Regions from separate parts of the Mus musculus genome. Here regions 2 and 3 are each linked to region 1. Evidence: chromatin contacts called from ENCODE Hi-C or POLR2A ChIA-PET data. All regions are on one chromosome and are shown on one strand. The core of a region is the stretch at or near the end of the contact, and the rest is flanking DNA. Distances in the headings are between cores, read along the strand shown. Region 1 holds the start of Traf3ip2 (TRAF3 interacting protein 2). Region 2 overlaps Traf3ip2 (TRAF3 interacting protein 2). Region 3 overlaps E130307A14Rik (RIKEN cDNA E130307A14 gene).

Evidence for each region. Hi-C counts contacts between places; a loop is a spot of excess contacts on that map. ChIA-PET counts read pairs that join two places held with the same protein, here RNA polymerase II (POLR2A).
Region 2: a loop to region 1 is called in a map of gastrocnemius, with 8 times the contacts of the local background. The contact joins the enhancer-like site here to the promoter of Traf3ip2 in region 1. A Hi-C loop is called at or near these places in 3 of 37 maps with a recorded cell type or tissue (gastrocnemius and heart). POLR2A ChIA-PET finds 5 or more read pairs at or near these places in 3 of 5 experiments (Patski and embryonic stem cell).
Region 3: POLR2A ChIA-PET joins it to region 1 with 18 read pairs in Patski. The contact joins the enhancer-like site here to the promoter of Traf3ip2 in region 1. A Hi-C loop is called at or near these places in 2 of 37 maps with a recorded cell type or tissue (gastrocnemius and heart). POLR2A ChIA-PET finds 5 or more read pairs at or near these places in 1 of 5 experiments (Patski).

Annotation. Positions count from the first base shown.
Region 1 is chr10:39,611,563-39,614,262 of GRCm38, forward strand. It overlaps Traf3ip2 (TRAF3 interacting protein 2), which reads left to right and starts at 1,372. Exons shown (of 9, transcript NM_134000.3): 1 at 1,372-1,784. Gm16364 (predicted gene 16364) reads right to left here and starts at 2,120. Exons shown (of 6, transcript NR_152259.1): 1 at 1,922-2,120.
Region 2 is chr10:39,645,967-39,648,666 of GRCm38, forward strand. It overlaps Traf3ip2 (TRAF3 interacting protein 2), which reads left to right. Exons shown (of 9, transcript NM_134000.3): 7 at 883-999. The region is part of intron 2 of E130307A14Rik (RIKEN cDNA E130307A14 gene); the gene reads right to left. Among named protein-coding and RNA genes, the nearest start is that of Gm16364, 34 kb to the left of the region's middle. Within about 2 kb of position 1,378, at least 2 of the 3 ENCODE cell types and tissues checked have a DNase peak (open chromatin) inside an H3K27ac peak, as active enhancers do; they include gastrocnemius and heart, where a contact is called at or near this core.
Region 3 is chr10:39,664,083-39,666,782 of GRCm38, forward strand. All of the region lies in intron 2 of E130307A14Rik (RIKEN cDNA E130307A14 gene), which reads right to left. Among named protein-coding and RNA genes, the nearest start is that of Gm16364, 52 kb to the left of the region's middle. Within about 2 kb of position 1,278, at least 1 of the 3 ENCODE cell types and tissues checked has a DNase peak (open chromatin) inside an H3K27ac peak, as active enhancers do; it is gastrocnemius, where a contact is called at or near this core.

The DNA.
Region 1 (2,700 bases), core at 122-2,621:
CCTCATGGAAAGGGTTCCAAAGGCAGAGGTTTCCAGAAACTACTCTGAGGCTCATCTCAGCCCATTTAAGGACAGCTATGAGAAATGAGTTCATCTTCTCTCCTCTACCACCCCTTCCATGCCTTCCTTTCCTGTTCTCCTTTCAATGCTGACAGCTGCCCCTCCCCAATTACCCTCGTTTCAGCCACTCCACAAGGAGTGTTGTTTTCCCCCAACCCCTAAGATCTAATAATAATGTTCGAGGCAGAAAGTTCAAGGCTGAGCTAATAAATATGGGACTATCAGGCCTGTGTTACCAGGCTCAGCTACAGCCATTTCTGACGTGATGATCCAACAGGTATACAGTGACTGCCTACAATGTCATAAGCAGTGTCCTACATGCTGGGGACACCTCTCTCTCTCTGTCACTACATATATATATATATATTGTCAAGAATAATGTTTTATTAAATAATTTCTCAAAGCCACCTTCCCATGTTTGTACAAATAATACAAATGAATACAAATTTTCATTGTTTTAACAGCTAAGTAGTACTTCATTGTAAGAACACACCACAATGTGTACCACTTTATTATAAAGTTTTAAAAACAAGCCACATTCCCTTTGTTTATAATGTGTGGTACAACTTTAAGTGTAATACTTAGGCAGACCTGGGGCAATCTGATTGAGGACATTTTGGGCAATGTTCCCTATGCAAGAGTGGAGAGACTGGACTGGCTCAGTCTGAGACACTTTCTATGGTAGAGGGGGGAAGTTCAGTGGCTGCGATCAGTGCTGGCTGGTGGCCTGAGAGTTCACACCCGGACTGGCTCCCATCACCCTCCAGTGCTTTAGAAATAACCTGGATTTATATTACCCACACATAGCATGGTGCCATTGTTCTGCCTCCAGGATCCCTGTCTGTGCAATAAATTCTGTAGTGTACTGAATAAACAAAGGGAAAAGAAAGAAATAAACTTAAGATTGTGAAATGAGAGCCAGGCAGTGGTGGCACATGCCTTTAATCCCAGCGTTAGGAGGCAGAGGCAGGGGGATTTCTGAGTTCGAGGCCAGCCTGATCTAGAGAGTGAGTTCCAGGACAGCCAGGGCTACACAGAGAAACCCTGTCTCGAAAACAAAAACAAACAAAAAAGCAAAACAAACAAAAACCCAAATCAAAAGATTGTGAAATGAGAAGTCAGAGGTGTGTGTGTGTGTGTGTGTGTGTGTGTGTGTGTGTGTGTGTGTGTGATACAGTCCTGCACAGGGCTGTAGGCAGTGAATCCTTTGCCCCATAGTTACAGGCAGCAAATCTGTTTTGGTGAGTTAAAAAACACAGTTAAAAGTTCTTGCTTCATATTCCCTCCCATTATCAGGCCCAGGCTCGTTTGAAGCTGCTCAAGAATAAGCAGTGTGAAGACCGCAAGTTCTGTCTCCGGGAGACACCTTCTCAGGCGCTGCAGTAACCCAGAAGCCCGGGGCATTCCTCACAGTTTCTTATCTGGGTGGTAAAAGCAGGATGCAGCCTAATTGGTTGCTGGTTCTCTCTGGTGAACGCAAGAGGTTTCTGTTTTAAGAAATAAAGTGACTTCTTGGCGGTTGATTCACTGCCCCACGGGGAGAGGCTGAGCAGAGGCTTCCTCTCCGTAGAGATTTGCATACAGCATCCACTTCCTGCTCGAGAGCCTGCTCCACCACTTACCTGGGACTGGAGAGGGCGAGGGAGGTCTGAGCGGCCCAAGGTGGATCCCCGTGAGCAGAGCCAGCGACCACCCCCTGGGCCGTCTGTCGGTGGCGATCTTAGGTAAGTGAACTCACTGGTGCCTGGCTGCTCTGACCTCTTTAACCACTGGCCGGCTTTCCAGTCCACTGGCTTCTCTGTTGCCACAAGGTCCTGATCTCACTTCCCTCCGCCCTCCGCCCTCATGCCCCCACCTTTACCTTGTCCATCTGGAGGCCAGTTTGAGCTGAGACTGTGACAGAGTTCCAGCAGGAATGTGGCGCCAGTTTAGGGTTTCTCTCGGGCAGGCCTGGCTGAGTTTAACTCTATAAGGAGAGGCACACAGCACTACACGCTGCCGGGTTGGAGTTTTCAGTACTCATAGTCAGCCATCAAGAAATCAAAGTACGCAGTGAGTTCAGGGCCAGCCTGGGTGACGTAGCAAGAACCTGTCTTTAAAAACGAATCAAAACTGTTTCTCCAAGGAGGGAGCCATGGTAGAAAGGATTAAGTACTTGGCTTTCAGCCCAAGACACGTCAGGGACTGCGGGAAGGCCAACTCCCAGTTTTTCTCTATTTTATGCTGGGGGAAAATACCAGCCTCACATTCTTGGGTCAGAAAGTGCTCGCCGCCCCCCCCCCACATTCCCCCCCCCCCCAGGCCTCCATTTCCTTTAGCCAGTGGTTTGCTGGGTCTGGATGGTGCTGGGGAGGCCAGAGAAGAAACACTGGATCTTGGAAGCTGCCTTCTCTGTGACTTCCTAGTTCACAGTGGCCTCTTAGACTAGAGACTTTTTCTAAGGGTGTCGTGGAAAGAAACCAAATTAGTAATTGAAAAAAGCAGAAAACGTGCTTCCAAGTTCTCCCTCCACTTTGGTGTGGGTGCATCTCTTAGGCAATTCTCTTTGGCTCCCAGATGCCTGGATTTCTTCATCCACAAAGTGTGTGTGTGTGTGTGTGTGTGTGTGTGTGTGTGTATACATATGTGTGCACTCACACA
Region 2 (2,700 bases), core at 128-2,627, 34 kb after region 1:
GAGGCAGGAAATAATGGTCAAACCAGACACAGGTGGTTGATAACAATCAGCACAAACAATTTCTAGAGCAGAATAGGAAAGGAGGAAATGATAGCGGGGGGTGGGAGGGTGCAGCAGAACCCAGCTGAATTGGAGGCCATTCCAAGCATTTTGTAGGACTGGGCTTGAGAGGTTTCTGGGCAGCTTTGAAAGCTAAGCAGCATGCTACCCCAGGGCACCCACTTGCAGCCCTGTGATTCGTTTTCCACAGACAGAATCTATACTAGCCACTGGGACACTCTGTGCTTTAACAAGATAGAAATTGATTGCTGCCAGCATGTCTGTGTCTGGGTACTTCTTTGGGCAGGAGTGGGTGGGGTGGGAGTCTCAGCAGGCTGGGTTTTGCTGCCTTCCTTTTGCCTGCAGCCCGGCGTTTGCTGTGTGTTGAAGGGTCTGCTCCTACTGACTGTGCTGATGTGCACAGGTGAAGCAGGGCAGTGGAGGTGCATGGTGACTGACAGCTCACATCAGGCTGCAGGGAAGAAGGGTGCTTTTCCGTGCAGTGGTGATGTCTTTCTGCCTCCATGCAGAGTCAGTGATTTCAGATTTCATCAGATGTTTATTAGAGAAGGTTGTGGACGGCAGGAGAATTCCTCTCAGAACCATTTGTTCTGCATGTTTGTGGGTGCTGGGCGCAGAGGCAGTGGGGAGGGGTAGAGGTGACAGCAGGCCTGTGGGGGTTGGGCGGCGCTGATGCCTTTTGCTTTCACAGAGGGACTGGTCGTGTACTGGCCAGCAGGTCAGGGACCGCGTATGGTCCTGCTGGCCAGTTTCCAGCTGGCCTTCACCAAACGAACCATGCTTCCTGCTTCCATAAACATGCTTTCCTCCTTCTCATTACAGAAGACAGTGATGATAATCGTAGCAATCAGCCCCAAATACAAACAGGATGTGGAAGGCGCTGAGTCGCAGCTGGACGAGGACGAGCATGGCTTACATACTAAGTACATTCATCGGATGGTGAGTGAGGGACCACAGCGCCTGGCTCTTCCTCTGGGGCAGGCACCCTCTCTAGGGGGGTTGTTTCTTCATTCAAGGTACTGGGATGTTTGGGGATGCCACAGTTATTTCTATGGCTCAGGATATTTTGAACCTTGAGACCTATGAAGCAGCATCACTCCTCCACCCAGTACTCAAACTGGTCCTGCCAGTAACTTAGAGGTATCAGTCAAAGTTCTAGGAAGTAGAGCTTTGTTTGCTTGGCTATTTACCAACAAGTGTGAAGTTTTAGGAGGCTAGAGTGGTGGAGTGGGCTGGGCATTGTAGCTGTTACATTCTGTTCCTCCCTTTTTCAGAGAGGCAAGTGAAAATTGGGAAGGACACTTCTGTCATGCCAAAAAAGCATGTGTCACATTAGCCTCCTAAGCACAGGCTATGTGGCCATGGCCCAAGTTCTTAAATCCTGCCCTTCTGCAACCCTGTTCACAAAATGGATCATCACTATACACGGTGCTGTGAAGATAAGTGAAGTGATATTCAAAGCATTTGGCACAAGAAAACACTTAACCAAAGAGATATTTGTTCTTTTGTGATAGGTGGGGAACATTCTACTCCCTAACCTGTGCCGTGGGGCTTGGTTACACTTAAACCATGGGAGAATTTAGAAGGAATCAAACTTGCTCAACAACTTGGAGGAAATATTACCCAGCTTCAGAGCTAGCTGTTTTATGGACTGCTTGCCATCTTGTCCTTTGTAGATTTAGAGATACGTTAGAGACCATTTCTATTTAACTAGGAAGCCAGACTAGACCTGTGACTTTCACACTGTCCTGTGGGAACTGTGTGTCTGAAGGCAAGAGTGGCCCTGGTTTCTCTGGCTTGTTTTTTACCAAGGATTCTGACATTAGAGAAAGAGCAGGGAAGTCACTGGACTTGAACTCACAACCCAGTTTCAGTCTCATCCTGCACGGAGATCGGGGATCATCACACCTCACTGCAAGGACTAAGTAAGCAGCATAGGGCAGGACACAGTCAGTAGCCTCAGGCCACCTTTTCCCCAGGGGAAAGAAAAGTTGACCACCATCCACCCTGTGGGTAGAGGGCAGGGAAGGTGTGTAAGCAGCACCCTTATCATCTGAGTCTTTAGGATCTCTGTCAGTGTGAACCACTTGTTTGAGTTTACAACCCAAAGTGGAAGCTAAGGTAAGGTGGTAAAATTCAAGGGTCTGGCTAAGGGTCAGGAGCTAAGTCTGCCTCATATCCAGTCTTACCCAGTGCCAGCCTGTGGAGTCTGAAAAATAGTATTCTTAGAAATAAACTGATCCATGAAGGTCATGACTGACTGGATATTTCTATCCCTTAGCTGTCTGTATCATGTCTGCACATTCCCAGAATACTGACATTCTGTCTACATCTCTAAGAACCTGCCAGTCCCAGGAACCAGCAGTTGGTACTTGGGAAGGACTCCAGGTCCCTACCAGTTCCTGGACAAACCTGTTTAGTTGTGCTAGTATATTGAAAAGCCAGCCAGTAATACACACAGTTCAACCCAATGACTGTGCCAGCTATAGCCATGTGGTCTCCAAATTTGGTTTCTTGGCCCTAATGTCTTTGGCTTCTCCTCGTCACAGAAGGGACTGGATGCGCCATCAGTATCTCCCCATTGATAGGCCGACTTCCTTGCCTCCTCTAGGCATCTGAGTAGTTACTACACAAATCAAA
Region 3 (2,700 bases), core at 28-2,527, 52 kb after region 1:
TTATGCATCTCATTTAGAAGGTTTCCCTAAGTGAAGTCATTTACTAACTCCTCTGTGAAAGACAATCCTGCACCCAAGCCAAGGACCTATCAGCCTGACCCTAAACTGCCTTGTAGAAAGGAGAAGCCCAATATCTACATCAGCAAGGGGGCATATCTGGGGCATCTCCTGCTGTGTCTATAGGCAGCTGTTTAACCCACTTCTGACAAGGCTGGCATCTGAGTGCTTCAGGGGATGCTGGGAGATGAGCTTAAGTGTGTGTCCAAAGTATGTGAGCAGAGCATCTCTACAGGCAGGGTTTTAAAATTCAAGATCCCGAACCGAGTCTTTGGATAGCAGTGTATCACTCATCATTCTCTGAAAAGACACCAACCAGAGTCTCAGACACACCAGTGTTGAGGTGGAAGCCCCAATCCTCTCTTGTTATCTTTTCTAGTGAAACTGCCATTCAAAGGAGAGTTTAGCAGCTACCACAGCAACAAAGAAACCAACCTGAATCTCCACCACTCACTCACAGTCTACTATTTGTAAGGCAGTATACACAAAAGAAGTAACACACACACTTGTTCTGCAATTACTTAAAGTCCAGCTGAGGAGAATGCATGCCAGGGTGGGAAAGCTCATGAGGTTAAGAAGTCAGTCTCTTGCCTCTGAGCTTCATAGAACCTTTGACTGATGATCAGTTTCTGGGTCAAATCTTCAAAGAAGCACGTGGTGGTGAGTGTGTGTGTGAGTGAGTGTGTGTGTGAGTGAGTGAGTGTGTGTGTGTGTGTGTGTGTATGTGTGTGTGTGTATTCCTAATAAACAGAAGATTGGTTCCTTATTCCTCACTTTTAAGATTATTGTATTCAAGGCTCCTATAAATCACCATGAAGATGAGATAAAAGATTCAGAGACAGAATGTAAGAAATGGAGAAACAGCACTGCAGAATGTACGTATTCAACCAATAAATGACAACCGAGACCACTGGCCATCCATCACACCTCTCTAAAGAGCAGCCCAGCTCCATTCCTGGAGAAGGGCCAGATGACACTGCCTGCTGCAGGTAGGAAGGAGAGGAAACCAGCTTCACAGCAGGGCTAGCTGAACCCTGTTGGATGCTGGCATAGCTGGAACAAAGCAAGTGAATTTCTGCACTCTGCTTAGTAGGGTGTGGGAAATGTCTGCAGTTGAGCCTCTCAGCTAAATATACAAACAAGCAAGAGAGCAGAGAATGATAAGTTGCCAGGGTGGGTGAAGAAATTCTATGACTGAATACCGGTACTGTCCAAGTTCTCTAGTCACAGTATGCGACCTGCAACACTGCCAAGCCAAATCTGTGGCAGGCGTCACAGGTTCTAATGTGTGGTTCAGCACCAATCAGGCACGCCTAGGTTTGCAGCCCAAGTCTCTTACACATAACATGACCTTAAACATGTTACTTTACTCTGTCACAGCAGGCTACACACACACACACACACACACACACACACACACACGCACGCACACACACACACAGAGAGAGAGAGAGAGAGAGAGAGAGGGAGAGAGAGAGAGGGAGAGAGAGAGAGAGGGAGAGAGAGAGAGAGAGGGGGAGAGAGAGAGAGAGAGAGAGACAGAGAGAGAGAGAGAGGGAGAGAGAGAGGGAGAGAGAGAGAGAGAGAGAGAGAGAGAGAGAGAGAGAGAGAGAGAGAGAGAGAGAACTGACTCCCTGGGAGGCTGTCAGGATGAAGGAAAGAGTCTACAGTTGTACCTGAGTGTGGTAAATCCTCAAAAGCCCTCCTCCCTTTCTCGGGTTTTCATCTAGCTTTGTGTCCCATGGTTACGGAATGTTTATAGGGACTTTGGATGTCTTTAGGTTTGTGTGTGTGTGTGTGTGTGTGTGTGTGTGTGAGAGAGAGAGAGAGACAGAGAGAGACAGAGAGAGACAGAGAGAGAGAGAGAGAGAGAGAGAGAGACAGAGAGAGCTTTATGGAATTGCTTCTTTCCTCCCACCAAGGTTCTTGGGATGAAGCTGAAGCTCAGGCCATGGAGCGGTTAGCCATCTCAGCAGACCAAATTTGAATCATACCCCAGCCCCTCACCCTCACACCCCCCCCCCAGATCTAACAGCAGATTCTAACAGCAAAACTCTTACAGTCTGAAAGTGAAACCTTATAAAATGTCGATAATACAAGTTTTTAAACCTAAAGCTTTCAGGAAGTCTTTCCGAAGGTGCAGATCAGCATAGTTTGTTTTCTTAACAAGGTCAGAGAGAAGTCATTGAAGAGTCAGGGCACCTGGAGATGGCCTTCTTTCCCTAAAGCTAAATCTTGCTTAGAAGCAAGGCCCTGGGCAGCATTAACTAGGATAATTAAAGGCATAACAGCAAAACTTGGTAACAGTGCTAACTTTAAAGCTGCCTGTGGGGCCTCAAAGATAGGATAATAGATTTGTAAGCCACATTGCAAACAATGTGGCTGGCTTATTGTGTTCACATTATACCTATTATTAACGACAGAAAACCCGGATTTGGGTTGGGAATCCTGCTATGTTCTCAAGCTCTGCTTTCCTAAGAAATGAAGATTTATTGTCATCTCCAGCCCAGTCTCTGGGTAGACCAAACACAGGAAAAAGCCAGGAAGGCTGGCAGGGTACTATTAAACTGAAAGAAAGCTATCCCAATGCTTGGTGTATTTCAAACTTCATTATTTTCCTAAAAGAAAAAAAAAAAGTTCTCC